Linked DNA regions of Homo sapiens: region 2 is linked to region 1. Evidence: chromatin loops called from intact Hi-C (ENCODE). Cell type or tissue: chondrocyte. All regions are shown on one strand. Links, peaks and the distances in the headings refer to the core of each region. The heading gives the core; the rest is flanking DNA.

Region 1 (11,522 bases), core at 3,910-6,409:
GGATGAATCAATGCCATTTTGAAACCTGCATTTCAACTTGACAATATATTTGCATCGATCAGGTTGATTTCAACGATGCTGCAGGAACAAACTGTCAAAGTCCCAGTGGCTTCAGTCAAACATGTGTTTCTGCCCAAGCAAAGTCCACGACAGGTGCAGGTGATTCCCCAGAGCCACAGTCTCCCAGGGATGGCTCAGCTGCCCCAGCTGACTGGAGCACCAACATCCCGGAGCAGCAAGTCGGGAGTGCGGGGCCACCCTGTCCGTTACAGTGGAAAGGGGTAGGCAGAGTGGTCCTTAATGCTTCTCCCTGGAGGTGACTCATCACTTCTGCAGACAGAGCAGGTCATAGGGTCACCCCTGATTTCAAAGGAGTGTGCACCTGGAGTGAGAGGAGAACCAGAAGTCCTGGTTCTTTCTTCCCCAGTGCTGGTGGGCTCTCTTCTCCAGCATCACCTAAAAACTTGTTTGTCTTGGGCTTGGCCTCTATCCTAGAACCTTCTGCTTCTCTGAGGCAGCCCCTCTGTCTGGTCTGTGTGGATGAGTGATTTCATAATATCTGATAAGCTCTTATCTGAGCCCTGATGAATTGGAATGGGGCAGACAAGGAAGAGTAGGTCCGGCTGTTCTGGGGCATAACAGTATCGGCCGTGGGCACTGCAGGGTGGACAGGGGCACCCTTCTCTCTGTGACTCCTTCAACCCAACCAGTGGTGGGAAGGACCATATATCCTGTGCCAGAGACTTGTTCCAGGTGCAAGTGTGCAGCAGGCACCAGGGAGCTGCCCCCGACCCACCCTCTCAACTCATTCACCTGGCAAATCGTGCCTTCTCAACCCAATTAAAGGCAGCTTCAGGGAGAGAGCTTGCAGCTGACAAATTTGTAGAAAGCAAACCGGACAACAACCGGAAAGCAAAATCTTTCCCATCACACAGACCCACATTGAGGCTCAGCCCCCAAGACCTCTCTTGACCCCCTGTACACCCCTACGGAGAGGCCTCTCCATTTTTCTTGATGAGGAAACAAAGCTCAGAGGAAAGTCACTTACAGAGCCAGAAGGAACAGAGCTAGGAGGCTGGAATAGGCCATTTGCATTGCTATAAAGGAATGTGAATACCCAAGACTGGGTGATTTCTGAAGAAAGGTTTATTTGGCTCACAGTCCTGTAGGCTGTACAAGCAGCATGGAGCCGGCATCTGCTTCTGGGGAGGCCTCAGGAAACTTACAATCATGGCGGAAGGCAAAGCAGGAGCCGGCGAATCACATGGAGAGAGTGAGCAATAGAGAGGGAGGTCCCACTCATTTAAACAACCAGACCTGTGTGAACTCAGAGCAAGAACTCACTCATTACTGCGAGGAAGGCACCAGGCCATTCACGAGAGGCCCACCCCTGTGCCCTACACACCTCCCACCAGGCCCCACCTCCAACACTGGGGATCACATTCCAACATGAGATTTGAAGGGGACACACATCAAAACCATATCAGAGGCCAACCCCCCAGCTTGACTCTGGGTCCTGAGTGCCCCCCACTCCCCTTGGCTTGGCTTCCTGCTTGGTGGAATGGAAGAATTGTAAGAGTTAAAGAAAGAGGAGGCCAGGCGTGGTGGCTCACGCCTGTAATCCCAGCACTTTGGGAGGCCAAGGCAGGTGGATCATGAGGTCAGGAGTTCAAGACCAGCCTGGCCAATATGGTGAAATGCCATCTTTACTAAAAATACAAAAAATTAGCTGGGTGTGGTGGCAGGTGCCTATAGTTCCAGCTATTCAGGAGGCTGAGGCAGAAGAATCACTTGAACCCGGGAGGTGGAGGTTGCAGTGAGCTGAGATCATGCCACTGCACTCTAGCATGGGCGACAGAGTGAGAAGCAAGCAAGCAAGAAAGAAAGAAGGAAAGAAAGAAGGAAAGAAGGAAAGAAGGAAGGAAGGAAAGAAGGAAGGAAGGAAGGAAGGGATGTCATTTTTGGTTTATGGTCATGCTGACCTTGGCCGTTAGGCTGATGCCCTTTGGATTTAGGCAGTTTTTGATCAAGGTGCTCGTCCAAGATGGCAATGCTCCTACTCTGTCAAGAATGACCTCCCCAGCCTGAATCTTGTGTGTGCCAGTTATGAGTCACCTATTGCTGTATAACAAATCACCCCTAAGCTTAAATCAATAGCATCCATGGTCTCGCTGTTTCTGGGGTCAGGCATCTGGGGGCTCAGAAGGGTTTCCTGGCTCAGGGTCTCCCACAGGTTGCCGGACTGTGGTGCACACAGAGCGCTTGGCAAACATGCCGTGAAGGCATGAACAAGCAGCCTGCAGGCTGGGGGCAGTAGGTGCAGAGGGTACAGGCGAGGCCTTTCAGGTGCACAGTGTCTGGCATAGATCAGACACAAAAATATATTGAATGAATGAATGAATGAACAATCAGGACAGATCTCCATTTTCATATTACTACTTCGTCCTGGGCAAGTTATTTCACCTCTTTGGGACTCAGTTTTCTCATCAGTAAAATGGGGATAATCATGCCTGTCTCATAAGAATCCATGTTTAAATAGCAAGTCTAGAAGAGTGTCCAGCATATAACAGGTACCCAGGATGTCTCTTTGGTTTAATCCACCCGAAGAGGTTGACTTCCTCCTTTTGATTCAGTGATTGGCTTGGCGGCGACTTTCCAGAATGGAATTCCTTATAAGGGGCCTTCCCAGATTGGAATTGCACGGCGATCTCGAAGCTTGCAGACATGGAGCGGTTGCCACCAGGGCATGGCTCCTGTCATCCCGCAGCCTGGGAAAGGCCACATAGAGGCTGTCTCTTTGGCCTGGTGGCAACTGTGACTCACCGTCACCATCCCGACCCCACCCTCAGAGCAGGTGGCCTTCCCTCCAGGACTTGGGAGGGGCCGCTGGACAGGATGGCATGGACAGTCCCAGCTAAGGCTGCTCAGACTGGACTCTGAGACCCTGCACACTGATCAACCTGTGGGTGAGCCTGGTGGATCCTGTCCCATCTAGTCTGTCGCTGGCTGAGCCGAGGCTTCACATGTGCCATGCCATGCCCTTCCTGAGCTTCAGTTTCCTGATGTGCGATGTGTGCAGGGGATGAAACAGACCAGGCAGTCCCCCTGGGACCTCATAGCTCTTGGTGACCATTCCACTCATGCTGGTGGCGGCCGGTTCCACGGTCCGGATGCTACCCCCAGTTTATGGGCTCTTTCCTGGTCTTTTTTGCTCTGTCTGCTGCCCTGGCTGGTGCATTCTGACTCTGTAGATGGCCGGGCTGAGGGTGACACCAGGCCCCAGTGTGCTGAGGCTATGAACACCCAGCCTTGCTTGCGTCCTGGGTTTGGGATGTAAAGGATTCCCAGTCTGCTAAAGCCACACCCTCCACAGCCACCCCAAAGCCGAGCCTTTGCTTTCAGGATTCCTGTAATCCTCATGCAGCATGGGCAGCCCTGGCACCTGTGCCCGCATGCTCAGGGAGGAGGGATGGCCCCACAGCACCGGGGGTTCTTCCAGATTCAACAATGGACGGACCCCACACAATGCCCTAAAAGGCAGGGTTATTGGTGGCAAGGACCTGACATTTCCTGGGCGCCTTCTCCAAGCCAGGCTCTGGGCCAGGCACTGGGCAGGGATGTGGGCCCATCCAGCCCTGCCTTGAGCACGGCCTGGTCCCTCAGGGGAGACAGACATGCAGAGAAAGAGCCTCCAGCGTGGGGGGGCTACATGCACCCATGTAGCAGATCTGTTCTGCAGGCGACCCTGGGGTTTCAAAGGAAGCATGGTTGATTCGGATCATGCTCCAGGAACCCTGAAAGGAGGGAGCATTTAATAGACAAAGATGCCGAAGCTCAGAGAATGAATCAGCAGTTCAGAGAATGAGTCAGGAATTTCCAAACTAAGCCAGTTTCACAGACACCCCAGGCCTGGGCAGCACGCACAGCAGGCATGTGATTTCCCCTTTTCCGGGTCTGCAGGTTGACTGTGGTTCCGCTGATCCCAACTGGCTTTGCCCGGGTGACTCAACCTCGGCCTGTGTGCGGTCGACAGGGACGGGTCTGGGTCAGCTCCTGGCCCAGGCTGCTCCAGCCGATCTCGGGGCCGATCACCGGAGTGCAAACCTCAAGGGCACTCTTAAGGCCTTTGGTCACATGGCATTCACTTGATTCCATTGGCCAAAGTAAGTGACTTACCAGGATGGACAGGGTGCGGAGTGCCCTCTAACCACGCGGGAAGGAGGTCCTGTACTTCATCACCCAGTGGTGGAGCAGGAATTTGAACCCAAGCCTGACTCAGAAGGCCTTGGCACCATCGGCCTCTCATCTGAGGTCATGTGCAAGGGCCCTGGCTCGGGGATCCATGGATGACTGCCCTTCTGCCCACCGTCTCTCAGAGGCATTGCTGACAGGTCAGGGGGCGGGTAGACTGGAGCAACAGAAAGCACGGGGCTGACCCTCAAACACAGTCGGTACTACGGGTCCCTGCGAGGCTCTGGCCTGACTTTGTATGGAGGCTGTCCCACGCCCCTGTGTGGCTTGGGTTCCTGACCTCTTTGAACCTCATTCTACACTTCTGTAGCGTGGGGATCACAGTCCTACTTAGGTTATTGGGCTGTGCTGAGAATTAAGTAGGATAACACGTGGCAGCCTTTTTGAAACAGCTTTTGCCATCCTGCAGGGCTTCATAACTCCCCAGCTGGGTCCAGCCTTGACATTTACATAGAACTGTCTTATCCATAAAATTGCACCTGGTTCCCACAACAGCCCTCTGGGGAGGTATTCCTTTCTCCATTATGCAAATAATGAGATTTCGGCTCAGAGAGTATGAATCATTAGCCAAAGACGTGGCTCTGGCAGCAACAGCCCCCAGGCCTGTCTTACCCCGAGAGGGGATGCCCCATCTCCACCCCAGCCAACAGAGCGGAGGGCACATGCGTGCAGAGGAGGGGCAACAGTGTCCTCTTCTTCAAGGAGTCCAGCTCAGTCTGCAGGGCCACACATCCACACGACTTGGACGCCCTCCATGTCCTGGGGAACGTGTGAGTCAGAATGCCTGGGAGACGAGAATGCAGGCCAGGGCTCCCTGGGAGTCCGGACGGCAGGGCTGTCTGCATGGGCGGTGAAGTACGGTGCCTGCAACCACTTTGTTCATTCATTTTTTTCATTCATTCAGATGTCCACGGAGCATGGCCCCTGTGCCTGGTCCAAAGCCAGGGTCTCAGGAGTTATATCAGACAGGGACCCTGTACCCGGCCAGCTATCGGAACCTTAGCACAAATGAGACCTCAGAGCACAGCGTCCTCACAAGTAGTCATCAGTCTCAACTCACCTTCCCACCAGTGATGGGGGGGCTCACTCCCTTGCAAACCAGCCCCTCCCAGGACTAGACACCTCTGCTGTGAAAACATTCTTTTCTTTTTCCTCCCCTCCCCTCCCCTCCCCTCCCCTCCCCTCCCCTTCCCTTCCCTTCCCTCTTTTTTTTCTTTTCTTTTTTTAAAAAAGTGTGGCTGGCCACGGTGGCTCATGCCTGTAATCCCAGCACTTTGGGAGGCCGAGGTGGGCAGATCACGAGGTCAGGAGATCGAGACCATCCTGGCTAACACAGTGAAACCCCGTCTCTACTAAAAATACAAAAACTTTAGCCAGGTGTGGTGGCGGGCACCTGTAGTCCCAGCTACTGGGGAGGCTGAGGCAGGAGAATGGCGTGAACCCGGGAGGTGGAGCTTGCAGTGAGCCGAGATTGCGCCACTGCACTCCAGCCTGGGCGACAGAGCGAGACTCCATCTCAAAAACAAAAAAAAGTTTCATTGTGTTTGTTTTACTGTTACAAACAGTGCTCCCAGAAACATCTGGGATGTGTCTCCTGGTGTACATGGGCAGGAGATTCTCTAAAAAATGTTGAAGGGGCCGGGCGCGGAGGCTCACGCCTGTAATCCCAGCACTTTGGGAGGCTGAGGCGGGTGGATCACAAGGTCAGGAGTTTGAGACCCGTCTGGCCAACATAGTGAAACCCCGTCTCTACTAAAAATACAAAAATTAGCCCTGTGTGGTGGTGTGCGCCTATAATCGCAGCTACTAGGGAGGCTGAGGCAGGAGAATTGTGTGAACCCAGGAGGCTGAGGTTGCAGTACTCCAGCCCGAGCGACAGTTCGAGACTCCATCTCAAAAGAAAACAAAAAAAAAAATGTTGAAGGGAACTAACTACGAGTGCTCATCTTCACATTTACTAGATAATGCCAAATTGTTTTCAAAGTAATCACACCAATTTACACAATGACCATTTTATTAATTTCTACAAATTCTATTTGATTCTATTTCAAATCTTCTTGGTTATTTTATTTTATTTATTTTTTAGAAACAGAGTCTTGCTCCATTGCCCAGGCTGGAGTATGTGGTGTGATCACGGCTCACTGCAGCCTCAAACTCCTGGGCTCAAGCAATCTTCCCACCTCAGCCTCCCAGGCAACTGGGACTACAGGCAAGCACCACTATGCCCTATTAATTTTGAAATTTTTTATGGAGATGAGGTCTTGACATGTGGTCCAGACTGGTCTTGAACTGCTAGCCTCAAGTGATCCTCCCGCCTCAGCTTTCCAAAGTGCTGGGATTACTGGCGTGAGCCACCATGCCTGGTCCATTTTTAGAATCTCTTGTTCCCAACTCATATTTTGAACTCTCCTCTTTTTTGTGTCTTTAATTGTAGTAAACAGACTTATTTTACATTCCTCATCTGATAATTCTGCTATCTGGGGACTCTGTGGATCTGATTCAGCTAGGTGAGGTTTGTGCTGGTTCTTACTCATGGTGCCCTGTTTCCTCGTGTGTTTAGTGACTCTCAGCTGTAAGATGCTCCTGTGGTTGGAATGTCACCTTAATTGCTCCAGGGGGATTTGCATTTGTTTGTGAGAAGTCTAGAGAAAGCCATTTTCATCTAAATTCTCAGCCTGAGGTTTTTGCACACAGAACTGGAAGTGTCAATTGTCCCTATGAACTTGTTTGAGGGCTGGCTTGTGGTCATAAATCTTCAGGGGTAATTTTCCCATGCCATTTATGAAAGTCTTGGTAATACACCAGGGCACAAACTAGACCCATTCCTTGCCATCCTAGGTTTCCAAGGCTCATTTCAGGTCACCATGGTTAGCTGGTGACAGACACAGAGGCTTTCATGAGCATCTGAATGATGGCAGTACGGCTTACCATTTATTGCATCTGAACCTTAGTGGGTGCTGGGCATATGATACTCACTTATTTGTCAGCACAATAATCCTATGAAGTAGGTATAAGTATTATCCTGTCCATTTTACAGATGAAGAAACTGAAGTTAAAAAGGGATATCTTTATCCTCAAGGATATCTTGCCCAAGATCCCCCAGCTGGCCGGCCTGCGTACATGGGCGCTCTTGGACTCTGGGCCTTCTGCACTGAGCTTTTGTGGGTTTGGTGTTTATTTCTGTTATTGTTATATTTTTCTGGCACCATCAGGGGCTTGAGTCCCCGCTGCGCGATCGTTTGCTGCAGTCCCCGGTTCAGACCGCACAAAGCCCCTCCCTGGCGGAGCATGCTTGTCCCTCACCGTGTCGATGAGTCGTGACTCATGCTACCTTTGCTCTGAATTTAGAGGCAGGGAAAGGCGAGGGAGGAGGAACACCTCGAGCAAAATGCCATTTCGTGTTGGCAGCCAGGCAAGGCAGCCTCTGTCTGCCCAACCGATAGACAGCGGTGGAGTTCTGGGTACAAGCTAAGGATAAAGTTAACATGGGCAGGGGGGAAAAATGCCCTCTTCCAGAACAGACAGCTGGGTCCCAGCAATTCATGCTCCCTGGCTTCCTCCACTGCATGCCATTTGCACGTCCTGGCTGGAGACACGCTTACTCCAGCCTCTCCTGGGGTCAAAGAGGGGGTCATCTGCCTGGCGCGCTGCCTGACACAGAGCAACATCAGGGGCTAATCAGGGGCCGGCAGGTCATTGGCCTAAAATTCTCCTGAGCAGCAGGGTTCCTGAGTGTCTCACCCTGTGCACCTGGAGCCAGTGTGACAAACGGGCCCCTCGGCTATGCCGCCCTCCCACCTCAGCCCACACAGCCTGCCGTCCCTCAGCCTCTGATTCCCGTGCCCGGGGCTGGGTGGTGCTGGGGACACAGAGGAGCCAGCCCCCTGCACTGCCTTTTGGGAGTTCCACAGTCTGGTGGGAACTCGGGCACAGACAGAGATAGTGCAGCTGTAGTGTGGGAGCTCCGTCTGGAAGAGGGCAAGGAGGGCTTCCTGGAGGGGGTGTCAAAGAATAGGTAGCATGAGTAGAAGGAGTAGATTCTCTCTCCCTCTGAACCTGGTTAATTCCTTCCTGACCTTCAGATCCCGGCTCAAACATCACCTCCTCCAGGAAGCCTTCCCTGATCTCACCCACCTGGAATTCACTGTAACAGATGGAAGGGCCCTGCCCCTCTTCTTCCAGGCCCCACTAGCCTGAGCTCCAGGAGGCAGGGACCACATGAGCTTCAGCCCCTGGAGACCCCCCTAGCATCCAGCAGGAGGCAGCATACCGATTATGGGTGCAGGCTCCGTCACTGCCTAACAGCATGGCAAGGAGCTTAGCCTCTCTGGGCCTCTGTTTCCTCTCCTGTAAGATGGGGTTACAAGAGGGCCACCCCCTAGGCCTATTGTGAGACTTCATGGGTAACAGAGGTTGAGGCTGGAGGATAAGGCAAGTGTCTGAAACACGTTAGCGATGTTTATTTACTAGACTAGTGCCTGGCTCAGAGCATGGGCTCTGTAGACACTGGTAGAATACATGCACGGTGCCTTGCTCACTTCATTTATTTATGATCTTCCTCCCTCCCTGGTCTGTGGGCCCTGCGAGAGCAGGGCCGGTGCATTCTCGGTGCCCAGCACAGCCGGCCTGTCATCAGTGCTGCGGGAGGGACAGGAGGGGTACCTGCAGTGAGGCACAGGCCACGCCCCCTGCACGCCGACTGGGTTAATCCTCTACGGCTCAGGGTCCTGCAGGTGACCAAGGTGGAGCTGGGATTTGAAGCCGAGCCTCTGACTCCCAAAGCCAGACGGGTCTAGGTTGTTCTGCTCATTCCAAGCCGGGCCACCGCCTGTATCAGGTTCTCCTGCAATGTTGACGTCAGAAGCCTCTTCATTTACTTGGGGGCCATTACATTAGCAGTGAGGATAACATTACTAAGGTGCACCAAGGGCGGGCCGTGTTCCCTTAGCCTGGCTTTGTTTAAGCCTCCCAGTAATCTGGGGAGAAAAAGTAGGAGAAGGACCGGAATCTTCCATGCAGTGGGCACCCGCCACCCACCAGTCTCCATGAAGATGCCCCATCACCCCCAGGATCTCATTGGAGGCTCACAAAGCGGTTTGTCTGACTACTACTGGAAGCCTGGAAGCACTCACAATACCAGGGCTTGGAAAGCAGCCGACAGAATCATGCATGTGCATGTACACACATGCATGTGTGTGAGTGTGTGTGCACACATGAGCACATATGTGCATGTGTCTGTGTGTGTGCATATGTGCGTGTATGTGCGCAGACACCACCAGCCTCCCTTTGCAGGGGTGCAGTACTGGAGGACCGAGAGGGGCCACACATGCATGCGGCTGGTGGGGGCTGAGCTGAGCATTTCTGTCACTTTCTCCTTCTGGTGACTGTTCCCCTCCCCAGAACAGGAGTCTGGCTCCAGGTACAGCTAGGCCCACCTTGCTTCTCACTGGGGACTGGGACTAGTCAGCCTTGGAGTAACATGACAGGCTCCAGGGTTCCAGTTCCTCGCCATCCTGGCCCCGCAGAGAGACTTCAACTCCAGGAGGATTCTGGACTTTTCTGACAACCCCGGAGACAGCACCTTCCTTCCACAGCCCCAAGAACAGAAAAAAAAAATAGCGCAGACAAAAAAAATAGTTCAGAGAGCCAGTTTCCCCAGCAGGATTCTAAAGGGAAGTTTCATGGCCACCACCGGGGAAGGGAGTTCCTTCCTCCAGGACTGGCCTGAGGCCCTTTCCCCTGCCCTCCCTGCTCCCACCACCTCCCTCTCACTCCCTGCCGCCCTCTGCCTCTTGTATCTCCTCAGCTACCCCTTTCCTTCCTACCCGCCCTTCCCCAGGAGTGGGTGACAGTCCTGGTGGCTGTGTCCTCTGGGCTTGCTGGGCCCACCTTCTCCTTGTGGTCCTGGTCCTGACCCTGCAGCCACCCAGGCAAAGGAGGCCGCCTCGCCCTGTCTGTCATCTAAGGGCCCTCTGGGTGGTCACGTCACCCTGTCACCTGCCTCCAGACCGAGGCCACACAGTGCAGGGTCATGTTTCAGTTCTCATCTCCCAGCGAAATTATCTCAATTTCTTGGAGCCTGCTCCAGAATTGCTTTTCTCTAAACCCTCATTACCGAGAACACAGTCTTAGATGCTATGTACTTCTCAGGCGTCCTCAAAGAAGCCCCTGAATTACATGCGAGCTGCCCCTGGCAGGTCCCCACTCAGGGCGGCCACTTTGCTGTCAACAGCAGAGCTGGCGAGAGGAGGTGCCTGGTGGCTCAGGGACCAGAACGTGCGGCTCTCAGATAAATTGAGTTTTGCAACTGAACTGTCTAATTCCTCGAGGAAATTGTCAAACCATGTCCACGGAAATCCTGGTAAATCTTAGAAGTGGCTGCTAGAGGCTAAAAGTCAGAGACACCAAAGGTTATTAGGAAAATTACTCCTCCTGGTGCTGGGGGTGTTGGGGAGAGGCACAGTTTGAAGCAAGGGCTGATGGCTGCGGAGGAGGCATGGCTGGGGGAGGGCAGGGGCTGGAGGCTGTGGCCTGTTCTGTGGGGCCATTGTGGCTGGCATTTCCCAGGGTGTGGCTCCCAGGCCTGTCCATCACACCTGCCCCCCCAGTGCTGCTGGTCCCATTTGCTCTCCCTCCTATGGTAATTCAGAACAAATAGAGCTGAACCCAGCAGGTTCCTCCCGATGCCAACCCTGCTGGCATATCATCTCTGCCACTCAGGAGGCAAGATCTCCAGGCATGTGGAGGTGCTGGGGCCTGGACCCCAGGGTGCAGAACTGACCGTTAACAAGAAAGAACCGCCAGGAGGGGACACCAAGGCATGAGGATCCGGGAGTCCCCAGGATGGGAGGAGGGAGGTGCTGGGCCCTGGGATGGAGAGAGACTGACCCCCCACCCACTCCCATCTCAGCAATGTCTACGCGCCCGCATCATGCTCAGGGGTCCCCAGACTAAGGAAGCCCCGCCCACACTCCTCGCATTGTGCCTCTGCCTCTCTCAGCCGGGCCTCTGGGAGTGTTGTCTACACTCCCCGTCCACCCTACCTCACCCATAGGGAAGGCTTCGCTTCCGTCACTCACTGAGGTGGCTATGGCCAAGGTTGAAGGCCACAGTGACTCCTGGACCCCTGGAGACCCATCTCATCCCCTTGTCCCCTCAGCAGTGTTTGCCCTCTTTGGCCCAGAGCCCCCACCACGCCCTCTGAGGGCCGTGGCCAGCTCTAAAGCCCTGAGAGGGTTGCAGAGTGCTGGGGTCTGGGGGGCCCCTGGCCA
Region 2 (11,522 bases), core at 4,397-6,896, 130 kb before region 1:
TCCTGACTCCGGCATGCCTGGCCCCAGCCTCAGCTTCCTCTCCTGTAAAAAAAGATAATGGGACAGGCCACTGGGGCGGTTGGGTACGGGGGTCACATGGAACAATGTATGTGATGTGTGAGCCAGGGCCCAGCACAGAGTAGGTACTTAGGAAAAGTGGCAGAAGTGTGGGCTGAATAAAGAGAGGAGTTAAGACGAATGGGAAAAGGTACAAGGTCTGGATTCGATTCGATTCCAACTACTTGCTGAGCAAGCCACAAGACCTGGGGCAAGCCATGTGATATTCTTGGGCAAATATAAAATGAAAAATAATACGAACAGGGTGGCGGAGAGGTGAGACGAGACGTAAAATTATCTCACAAACTGTGAAGTGCGGTCTGTCTGTGTTTTACAAATAACAATAGGAAAATCCCAGTGTCCACATCCTTCCTGCTAGGCTGCCCTTTCTTGTTACCCTGGTGGTTCTCAAAGTGGGATTCCTGAGCTAGCCTGCATCAGCTGGAAATTTGCTAGAAATGCACATTTTAGGGCCTCACCACAGACCCGATGAATTCAGGGTGGGGTGGGCAATCTGTGTCTTGGCAAGTCCTCTAGGGGATTCTGATGTGTGCCAAAGTTTGGGACCCACTTTTATCATGTGGGTCCCCCTTTTCCAGTTCAGAGACCCCCAAACACATTTGACTTCTCACCTTAACCCTCTTCTGAGCCTCCAGGGCTTCCTGGAGGAGGTGGGACAGGAACCTTGTTCTGCAGGGTGATGTGGCTGAGGTTGCCAGATGTCCCTCCAGGACCCACTCTCCCATTCTTCAGGGGTCAAACAGGCCTGGAGCTTTTGATAGGCACACGGCTTTGGGAACAAAGCATTGCCTTTGCCAGCCCTCCTTACAGACAGATGTGGCCTCAGAATGAAGTTTTGGCTAAGAAGATAAGCAGACTTGATGCTTAAGGGGAACTGGCTCCCCTTGGGGAGTGGCCCTTGTTAACTGTCTGCTTTTCCTCTTCCTTCCAATCTGCAAGGAGAATGTGATGGCTGGAGCTCCAGCAGCCGTCCTGGATCATGAGACGACTTTGAGGACGGAAGCCTTGTGTTGAGAATGGTGATGCAGACATAGCAATGCCAGCATTCTGGATAAAGGACCAGCCATCACTCCACTTCTGAAAGGCCCACCTCTGAGTTTTTAAGGATGGGGAATGAGCTTCTATTTCATTTAAGCTTCTCTTATTTCAGGTTTTTGTGTTATGTAGCTAGACCAATTCTGACTGGTGAAGTAGGGAGAGAGAGCTTCCCATGGGCAGTGAGGTGCCCTTGGAGGATGCCAGGTGGCTGGGGGCTGTAGTTCAGAGGAGAGATTGGAGGGAGCAACTAGAGTCCAATGAGGGGCTCTGCAGTGCCCAGGCCCAAGGTCATGGGGTCTTAGCTGGACATGATTGTGTGAGCATCTTCTCCTGCCTCCGAGCCAAAATTGTCCAGCATGCACTGTGGTGAAGACTACAAATGAGATTGGGCAGGGATTTGTCAGGGGATCGCACAGCCCTGTTGACATCATAAGCCGTTAGGCGGTACCTTCAGGTAAAGGAAAGGGGAGGCGCTCTTGTTATCAATTTCCCAGAGGGACGGAGACCAGCTGAGTATCAGGGAGATGAGGAAGGGACAGAGAGAGCCCAGGAGGCCACAGGAAACCTCCCAGGAATCCCCAGGCTGGATGCCCCAGGGAGTGTTAGGGATGACTCCAGGCTTCAGGGCGGGGAGTTATGCCCTCGAGGAAGGATTCGCTTCTTCATTTCTTCCTTGATTCGGGCCCCACACCTGAAGAACAAAGCCTTCTCTGCTGCCCCTTGCAAGCAGGTGGCTGGATGAAAACATCAGCTCATGTCTCCTCTGCTCCCTAAGGTTTGACCCAGGGCTTAGGAAGAGCTGGCCCAGGACAATTACTTAGAAATGCTGAGACCTGGAGAATCCAGGGCCCAGGGTGTTTCCTCTCACTCCTCATTCTACAGATGAAGAAACTGAGGACTAGAGGGGGACAGCAACTTGCCCAAAGTGCCTGCAAAGCTGTAGAGGTGCTAGGACAGCACCTGCTCCCAGCTCCCTGTTCAATGCTCCTGGTGTGCCGCAGGCTGTGACCTGGCCTTCCTGGAGCCTGTCTGTACATGCAGGGGCAGGTGACACCTGAGACCTACAGAGGGGTCTCTGCTGGGAGCCGGGACCCAGGAGGGAGGGGCACTGAGTGGGGGGGAGGGGCATGTGCCCGAACCCACCATACACAGGGACTCTGAAGATTTTGTAACTCCTGTGGAGCCCCAGCGTCACTACCCAAAGCTGGGAAGGGAAGGCGTAGATGCCAGCGAGAGTGGGGAGCCAGGCGCAGCGGTTTCTGCGGAGCTTCAGACTTGCACTTCAGGCCCCAATCAAGTTCATGCTCCGAGCACTGCGCATCAGCAGTGGGCGGGGAGAAGAGCCAGGAATGGGGGGAGCCCAGCTGTAAAGTCCCCACGGGGAATGGTGCATGCTGGCTGGTGGGCGCCGTGGCTTGCGGTTCCAGCTCCTTCTGGTCTAGGCCGTGCCAGCCACTAGTTCCCTCTGCCAAGCTCAGCCTTGGTCTATGGCATAGTAGCCCCGACTGGGGATTTTGAGGGTTTGAAGGGATGGGGACAGGGGCCAGCATGAGAGAAAGGCTTCTTCAGAACAAGGAGAGCATCTCAGGACATGAGACACATGGGTAGCGACGGAGGTGCAGGGAGAGTGGGGGCCGGAGCTCCACGCCATACCAGGGAGGCAGACAGAAGGGCCGGGTTTGAATGTGCCGCGACCTTGGGGTGAGGTGGCCCTGACCACAGTTAACGCTAATGGGCAGGGGCTGGAGGACTAGAGGGCGTTCCAGTCCTGGGACCTGAGTCAGGGAGTGCAGAGGCCATTCTGCGTGAACTCAGCTAATGCAGGCAGCCCACTCCTGCCCTGCTGGCATCCTCCTGTGACGGGGAGCTCACCTCCACACAGGCAGTAAGCCCCTCATGGGGTCCCTCAGTCCCTACTGAGCTGAAGTCTGCCCCTGTGTAGCATGCCTCTGGGATCTTACCTTCAACCGGCCTGGAGTTATTCCCAGGACCCAGCAGAGGAAATGGACGCGCCTGCTACTGTTTAGTTATTTGCTGGTCTCCCCAAGGGTTCTGTGTGCTAATGACAATGGCCTCCACTTTCCAAGGGCTCTGGGACAAGTGCAGGGCTGGGCACCTCCCCTGTCTGAGGTTGTCAATTCCTTACAACAAATCCAAGAGTCCGAGATTTCCTCGCCCTTCCGTAGATGAGATCGTGGAAGCACAGAGGTGGGAAGGGACTTGCTCAGGGTCACACGGCTGGTCCATGGAAGCAGGATCCCAGGCTAGGTTGGGCTGCTCCACCCTCTGTGCCGTGGTGTGATCCGGTGCCCATTTTCCCCACCTCTATGAGGACCAGGCTCCCTCTGAGATCGCCTGTTCGGTCCCCACATGCTCTGCAGGGAAAGTGGTCTCAGTTCTGGACAACCTCACTGAGTGGTTCTGGCCCATTTTCTGTCTTCAGGCTGGTGCCTCAGGGTTTCTAGGGCCTAGACTGCACCCCCAGTGAGAGAGGATCCCCCCAGCTTTGCACTCCTTTCTAGCAGACCACAGCTGGGCCACACGGGCACCTGGCTGCCCCACAGCTCCCTCAGTCTCCATCCCAGCTGGCTGCCCACACGCTTCTGCTCAGGGCTTGGCAAAATGGCCCTGCTCATCCAAAGCAGGCATCCTGCTGAGCCTCAGATGCCTGCAAGGCCAGTGAGGAGCTGTTCCTCCCACACACCTGGCCACACAGGACCCTGACTGCACAGGCCAGTGCCATCACAGCCTCCCCTTTCCCAGGGCTGGGGACCGACTCTCTCCTCTCTGCTCCAGCCACGGTGGCTTCCTGGCGTCCATCCAGTGCACCAAGCTCACTTCTGCCTCAGGGCCTTGGCACCTGCTGTCCCCTCTGCCTGTGATGCCATTGATCCAGTTACTCTTGTGCCCACTCCTTCTAATTTGGGCATCTTCCCAAATGCCACTTCCTTGTAGGGCTTTCCCTGGCCACCCCATCTCCCGTGGCCTCTCAGCACTTCACATCTCTCCTGACCGTTATCCTGTTCTAATCTCTTCTTAGCACATGGCAACACGTGCAGGTGCAGTACTTAATTTTCTTCTCTGCCTCCTCCTCTTCCTCCTCCTTCCTCTTCCTTCCGCCTCCTTCTCTTTCTCCTCCTTCTTTCTCTTACTCCTCCTCCTTCCTCTTCCTCCTCCCTCCTCCTCTACCTCCTCCCTCCTCCTCTTCCTCCTCCTCCTCTTCCTCCCTTTCCTCCTCTTCCTCCTCCCTCCTCCTCTTTTTCCCCCTCCTCCTCTTCCTCCTTCCTTCTTCCTCCCTCCTCCTCCTCTTTCTCCCCTTCTCCTCCTTCTCTTCCTCCCCTTCTTTCTCCTCCTCCTCTTCTTCCCTCTCCTCCCTCTTTTCTTCCTCTTCTTCCTCTTTCTCCTCCTCCCTTCTTGTTCCTCTTCCTCCCTCCTCCTCCTCTTTCTCCCTTTCTCCTCCCTCTCTTCCTCTCCTTCTTTCTCCTCTTTCTCCTCCCCCTCCTCCTCTTCTTTCCCCTTCCTCCTTCCCTTCTTCCTCTTCCTCCTTTCCCTCTTCCTCTTCCTCCTTTCCCTCCTCTGCTTCTCTCTTCTTCCTCCTCCTCCCTTCTTTCTTCTTCTCCTCCTCCTCTTCCTTCTCCCATCCCCCTTCTCCTTGTCATCCTCCTCCTCCTCTGTGTCCCAGCAGCACATTGGCTCCAGGAGAAGTTGCTCTTGTCTGCTCTGCCTGCTGCTGGGTGCTGGGCACCTAGAATCGTGCCTGCTCACAGTAAGTGCTGGGCGAGCGTTTACTGACTGAGCAGTTACATGTGCCTGGGGGTCTCGTGAGATGGAGGAAGAACAGATCTTGGTGCCAGACTCTATAAAACCGTGTGGCCTGGATGACTCACAGGGCCTCCCTGAACCCCAGCATCTATTTCTGTAAAATTGGGGAAAGGACACCAACCTGCCTCAAAGATTCCACTCCAGGTGGGACCTAGGTGGGAGGTGCCCAGCCCACAGGATGCAGGGCAGCTTACAACGCACCCTGGCTTCTCAGCCAGAGCCTCCCAGGCTCCCCACCTTAGCCTCCCACACACCACTCAGGCATCCACAACACATTTAATTTGATTTAGGGAGGGAAATCTCTATTTTTTCGGTGGTGTTAGCATTGACGGTCTATTTCCTGCTTGGGACTCAGTGCCGAGTTGGCATTAATGTAGAAAAATTAGTATTATCAGGGCTGCTTTCAGAGCCATCGCTCACACTGCAGCCCGTGACACGTTAATTAAACTTGATAAATGCTCTTGTCTAAAGATAACTTTTGAACAAAGGATCCAGTCACCTTATTAGCTGGCTACATGCTCTGGTAAATTGCCTGGGAGGCTTTTGGAACTCCCTAGGGCCTGTGGCTGGGGACCGCAGGGCTCTGTCTTGGGGAGAGGGCTTCTCGGCTCTCCCAGTTCTGGGGATGGGCAGTCGCGCTATGGCGGGGGCACCCTACACGTCCCAGGGGCTGGGGAGGGCACTGTGGACCTGGAGGGCAGGATGGGTGTCTCAACCCAGCTCCCACCGTGGGCTCCGTCCTCTTCCGATTTGCAGTTCCCTTCACAAGCCCCTTCCGGCTCAGCAGCCTGCCCTATCACCATAACAATCCCATCCCACATGAACCATCCATCAGGAAGCCCACCAATATGACGGCTGCCCCCGCTGTGGCGTGGTCCTTGGGGCCCATCCTGCAGTGGTGTCATCTTCATGCCATTCAGCTACCGGTCCTCCTCTCCCTCCTTCTCTTTCTCCTCCTTCATCCTCCTCCTCTTCTTCCTCCCCACCCCCAGTGATCTCGGCTCACTGCAACCTCTGCCTCCCAGGTTCAAGGGATTCTCCTGCCTTAGCTTCTCAAGTAGCTGGGGTTACAGGCTTGTACCAGCATGCATGGCTAATTTTTTTGTATTTTTAGTAGAGGCGGGATTTTGCCATGTTGGCCAGGGTGGCCTTGAACTCCTGACCTTGGGTGATCCACCCGCTTTGGCCTCCCAAAGTGCTGGGATTACGGGCATGAGTCACCTCACCCGGTTGGCAGAGTCAGTTTCTAAGGAGAGGGAAGGAGGGGCACTGGGCAGGCTCTTGGCAATCTCTGCCAGGAAGGCTTTCCCAGCTCTGAGTAATTCTCTTTGTAGCACGTCTCAATTGCAATTTTATATTTGCTTTTTTCTTGACTTATTTGATGACTGTGGGCTTCACAAGGGCAGGGGTTTCTGTATTTTCTATGTTCCCCAGCAAACAGTAGGTGTGTAATAAAAATTTGTTGAGTGAATGAATGAATGAATAACTTTTCTCTGTATCCCTAGGTAAGCTCCTCTCCTTCTCTGGGCCTCAGTTTCCCCATCTATAAATCAGCCCATCTTTAAGCCTTCTCCTGCTTCTCAACCTCATGATGCTGCCCTCACCCAGCGCTCCAAAGATCAGATAGGGTAAGGTGGAGGGAACATTTATTAGGCACCAACTGTGTGCCAGGCCCTGTGCAGGGCAATGGGAGCTTGAAGATGGATCTGACAATGTTCTGGCATTCCAGAGACAGGGTAAGCAGTTCCACAGTGTGGCCTGTGGTGGACACGGAGAAGCCCCTGGGTGGTGGAAGCCAAGAGGAGGCACCTGACCCTGGATGGAGGGTCAAGGAAGGCTGCAGGGGCCTGAGTGATGGGTGCAGAAATAATAGGAGGCAGGCCGGGCCTGGTGGCTCACGCCTATCATCCCAGCACTTTGGGAGACTGAGGTGAGTAGATCACCTGAGGTCAGGAGTTCAAGACCAGCCTGGCCAACATGGTGAAACCCCGTGTCTACTAAAAATACAAAAACTAGCCAGGTGTGGTGGCGGGCGCCTGTAATCCCAGCTACTCAGGAGGCTGAGGCAGGAGACTCACTTGAACCCAGGAGGCGGAGGTTGCAGTGAGCTGAGATGGCACCACTGCACTCCAGCCTTGGTGACAGAGCAAGACTCCACCTCAAAAAAAAAAAAAAAAAAAAAAAAGAGAAAGAAATAATAAGAGGCAAAAATTCCAGGCCAAGGGAGCTGCCTGTGCAAAGGTCCATGGTCAGGAGAGAGCATAGGTCCCATTCTGTTGGTGTTGCCCTGAGGCAGGGGATAAAAGGGGACATTGAGGCCCAAGAGGCAAGCCCAGGATGAATCAGAGAGGCCCAGAGGGCAGTGGGGAGCTGTGGGTGAGCTTAAAGCAGGGAAGTGGCATGATCAGAATTGTGCTTCAGCATGAGCAAGCTGACTCTTCTGAGAAGGCCGGCCCAGAGGGCCAGAGGCTGAAGGCTGGGACGCGGTGCAGAGATGGCACCTGGACTCACCAAGGCAGCCTCCACTGGTGACTGGATGTGGGAGACCTCTGCACTTGTTCATAAGGTGTTTTCATGACCCTTCATTCACTTAATCCTCCAGATTATAGCCCTGGGGACAGGCATTGGCGCTAGGTCACACTGATGGCCCCACTCTCCCACCTTCTTTGGAGCTGCCCGTTTCACCGGGGCTGGGTTGGCCTGCCCACCTCTCACTCTGGGCTTGGCCCTGTGATCCATGTTGGTCAACAGGACAAAGCGGAAGTGGCTGTGGCCCACCTTGAGCTGAGTCTCGGGGGGCTGTGTACCCTCTGCTTGCTCTCCTGCACCTCTGCCATTGCCACGAGGACACACCCAGCTCAGCCTGGGAGGGTGAGGAGCACTCAGGCTCATTGCCAGCAGCTAGCCGCCCACCAGACACGTGGGTGAGCCCCGCCAAGACCAGAAGAATCGCGCCACAGAGCCCAGCTGAAACTGCTGAACTGTGAGTCAAATAAACACTTATTTGAAGCTTCCAAGTTTTGGGTAGTTTGTGACACAGCTTTATTGTGGCACTAAATACAGTTTTCTGTCCTTATTTTAAAGACTGTGTCTTTTGAGTTTTCACGGCCAGGGACCCTGCTCTGAGGTCCGTGTGATTTGCCTGCACTGTGCGACCTCCCAGCGCCGATCTCGGAGGCCTCGGCTCCCGGGGGATAGGAAGGCGGTTTTGCCTGGCCCTGGGCTGCGGCAGTGCTGGAGCCTCACCTGTATCAGTGTGGCCGCTCCACTCTGCTGGCTGTTCACTCATCGCCACTGCTGTGGTTCCAGCCGGGAGCAACAGCATCATTATCTTCAAGATGCAGCAGCAGGAGTCTTCATCTGATTCTGAGCCTCACGTCTCAGAGCAGAACTGACTCCCGCTGGGAGGTGGGGCTGCATCCTCTTTGTGAAGCTGAAAATGAAGAGGAAATTGTCATCGGGGGTTACGAAGAACGCGGTGGCATTTGCGACAGATGGCAACGCAGCTAAGTTTCCAATCATCGGGCTTGAAGCCGTTCTTTATTTGTAACTTTGCCTTTTCAGTGCAGATAAGTTCGGGCCTCGTTATTTCTCTCTAGGCTTATGGCGGAAAGCTAGGCATGGTGCTGCTGGCCATGGGGCAGGGTCCGAGCACCCTCCTTTAGCTGGCCTGTCCAGCCTCGCCTCTGATGCTGTCTCTGCTGTGCTATGGTGTAAGGAAGAAGCCAGAAGGCAGGCGATGTGGGTTCCAGCCCTAGTTCTGCCTGTTACTGGCTGTGTGGCTGTGGGCATGTTATGGTCCTCTCTGGCCTTGAGGTTGTCATTTGCCACCCTCTACACCAGCTGCCACTGGGGCATGGGGGAGGAGACAGAAGATGTTGGTGGGAGGCAGACCATGAGGCTCAAAAACATCAAGGGCACAGAGAGGTCAGTGGGGGCTGAACACATTAGCCAGGACTCCCAGCAGCAGGAAACTCACCAGTCCAGCCTGCTCTGCTGACAGGACGTCCCTCCAGATGTCCAGAGGAAGTTCCAGAGGAAGTCTGCCAGCTTCATCTCCCGAGCCTCCATTTCCTCATCCGTAAAGTGGGTAGGGCTGTGGCAAAAGTTCCATGGCATGAGGTGCGAAGAGTGCTCACCTAGGCCGGCACATCATGGGCTCTCTGGGGACATGGACCATTTTCTCCTCCTCCCGAGGCAGGCCAAGCTCCAGGAAGCAGAAGACCTTCCAATGTGGGAGGAGAGGGTACTCAAGGGGTAGCCCAGTAGGGCTGAAGGTCTTCCCCGGTGCCCTGTGCAAACATGGGGGCAGGTGGGTGGTGCATGGCAGACCTGGTGTTCCTGGACATGGAGGCAGCCCATGGCCACAGCTGTGCTGAGACTCAGGCCACTCAGTTCATCCCTCTGCATCCCTCTCCCCCTCCTCCCTAAAGCCCTGCAAACCTGCCTTCGTGGCCCTTTTCTTCCCTGATGAGGCTTTGGAATGAGCTGCTTTTTTTAGCCTCTCCAATCAGGCCGGCATCGTGCTTGGCTATTGTTAGCATCTCAGCTCGACGCCTCCTTCAGAAAGTGATGAGATCATCCTCCCAGAGGTCCACGGTCACCTTTCCACAAGGCTCAGCAACGTGCAGACCTCTCCTCCCATCCCCTACCCTGGTCCCAGGACAGGGACAGTGACAGCACTGAGAAGAGGAGTCAGGGACTGAACTAGGAGCAGGAAGGGAACTGGGAGTGAATGATCAAGGAGAATCTACTGTGGGCTCCGGACAGCGTCCTCTCTGCCCGCCAGCAACCCTTCCTTGCCTCTGGGGCCAGCACTTTGTTTTTCCCTCAAGGAGCCAGCTCACCTTCTGTGTCATGCTGTACTGACCCCCACGCCTTACCAGCCCATCATGCACGGTGTTCCCCTCTGGTTCAGTGATTGGATCCCAAGCAGGATGTGTAACCATCCATTCTCCTCTTTAAACAGAACCTGTTTTGTTGGAGTGAAAGTTTGCCCCCTTAAAAATAGGTGTTACCAGGTTCCCTTGCAGCTAGGAGTGGCCATGGACATAAGAGGAAGTCTGCCAGTTTAATTTCCCATAAAAGGGGATGGTCTCAGGGGCACACACCCTTCTTCCTGCCTGGAATGTGGATCTGATGCCCAGAGCAGGAGCAGCCACATTGCAACCATGAGGATAAAAGGTGCAAAGACTGGACTTTCTGACAAAGATGGTGGCACAGATGCACACATGTACATTTGCCTCTTCTTGAACCCTCACTAAAATGATGGTAAAGATCACTTTACGGACATTACCCTCAAGCAGAAAGAGAAAAGGGGAGGAGGCCCAAGCACCAACATTTTGGAGACTGGAAACCTGGTGGATGAGCCGTAACCCACTAGGTGAGCTTGAGAAGCTGAAACATGGCCGGCCAGCAGCATGCAAAGATGAGAAGCAACAATGGGCTGGGAGGATGGAGATGCCAGATATTTCTGGAGGGGAGTGAAGGAGGATTGTTTCAAACAACAGCAGTTAGTCTTCCTCTCACGGGAGGGACAGAGACAGAGACAGCTATCCACTCCCACTGCTTACACAACTGGGAGATTGCCCCTCCCTGAGCCTGGCAGAAACCCCAAGATTTATTATCAAGAAAGGGTCTGGCAGAGGCCTCTGGACTGGGGGATGCCACTCCAAAAGCAGGGCATGTACTGAGTATTGGAGACCCCCGCCTCTTTCTCCTTGCAGCCCCCGGAAAACCGGCAGCCAGGCCTCACGTGCAGCAGGGGGGAGCTGGGGGATCATTTTGGTTGGGGTCAGTTCCACTGACCTTCCTAGTGGAAATCCTCACACTCTGACCCCCAGTGACCCCCCGGGGAAGCAATCCGCCAGATCACCTGCAGTGGAGACCGCAGTCAGAAAACGCTACCCAAGGGCTCAGCACTTCCAATCAGCTTCTTTGTTTTTTAAATGAAGTAGACATTTAAATGACGTTTATATTCAGTGAAGTGCACAGATCTTAGCACAGTTTGATGAATTTTGGCAAACTTACTCCCATGTCACACGCCTCCCTCAAGGTAGAGGACATTTCTGCCAGCTGGAAAATCTCTCACCAGGTCACCCTCCCATCTGATCCCCGTCTCCATCGCCTGTCCTCCCCATCCCCTGCAGGCCGTGCTGTTCCGATTTCTATCAGCATAGAGGAGCCCTGTCTGTTCTAGAAGTTCATATAGATGACATCACACAGCACATACTCTTCTATATCAGGCTTTGTCACCTAGTAGAATGTTTTTGAGAGTCATCCATGTATTGCAGGCCTCAGGGGTTTGCTCCTTTCTGTGGTTAAATGATCTTCCATGGTTTAGAATGGAATATTTATCCACTCTCCTCTTGACGGACATTTGAGTTCTTAATAGTTCTTGGCTATCACAAATAAAAGTGCTATGAACATTCTTGTACAAGTTTTTATGTGGACATGTGCTTGCTTTTTTTTTTAATTGAATAAATAACTAGACATAGAATTGTTTGGTCACAGCAATTTTGTTTAACTTTACGGGAAATTGCCATATTGATTTTTAAAGCAATTGTACCATTTCACATTCTTAC

Evidence for each region. A loop is a pair of places that touch in the nucleus more often than their neighbours do. Peaks named below come from ENCODE experiments on the same cell type or tissue, not always from the same donor. Only the 100,000 strongest peaks of a DNase experiment are listed, where the experiment ranks them.
Region 2: a loop joins it to region 1, with 4 times the contacts of the local background. A loop is called at or near these places in 3 of 110 quality-filtered maps.

What each region holds. Positions count from the first base shown.
Region 1 is chr22:44,441,956-44,453,477 of GRCh38, reverse strand. It overlaps LINC01656 (long intergenic non-protein coding RNA 1656), which reads right to left and starts at 10,151. Exons shown (of 3, transcript NR_109966.1): 1 at 10,077-10,151; 2 at 9,687-9,836; 3 at 8,690-9,094. RefSeq lists enhancers at 3,824-3,963, 3,432-4,631, 4,811-5,474, 8,092-8,821, 8,822-9,551. In chondrocyte, for the core only: no CTCF peak of the experiment used is centred there; DNase peaks (open chromatin) are centred at 4,041 and 5,017.
Region 2 is chr22:44,568,888-44,580,409 of GRCh38, reverse strand. It overlaps LINC00207 (long intergenic non-protein coding RNA 207), which reads right to left and starts at 11,070. Exons shown (of 4, transcript NR_028411.1): 1 at 10,969-11,070; 2 at 9,822-9,910; 3 at 8,918-9,034; 4 at 7,961-8,371. RefSeq lists an enhancer at 5,658-6,197. In chondrocyte, for the core only: no CTCF peak of the experiment used is centred there; no DNase peak of the experiment used is centred there.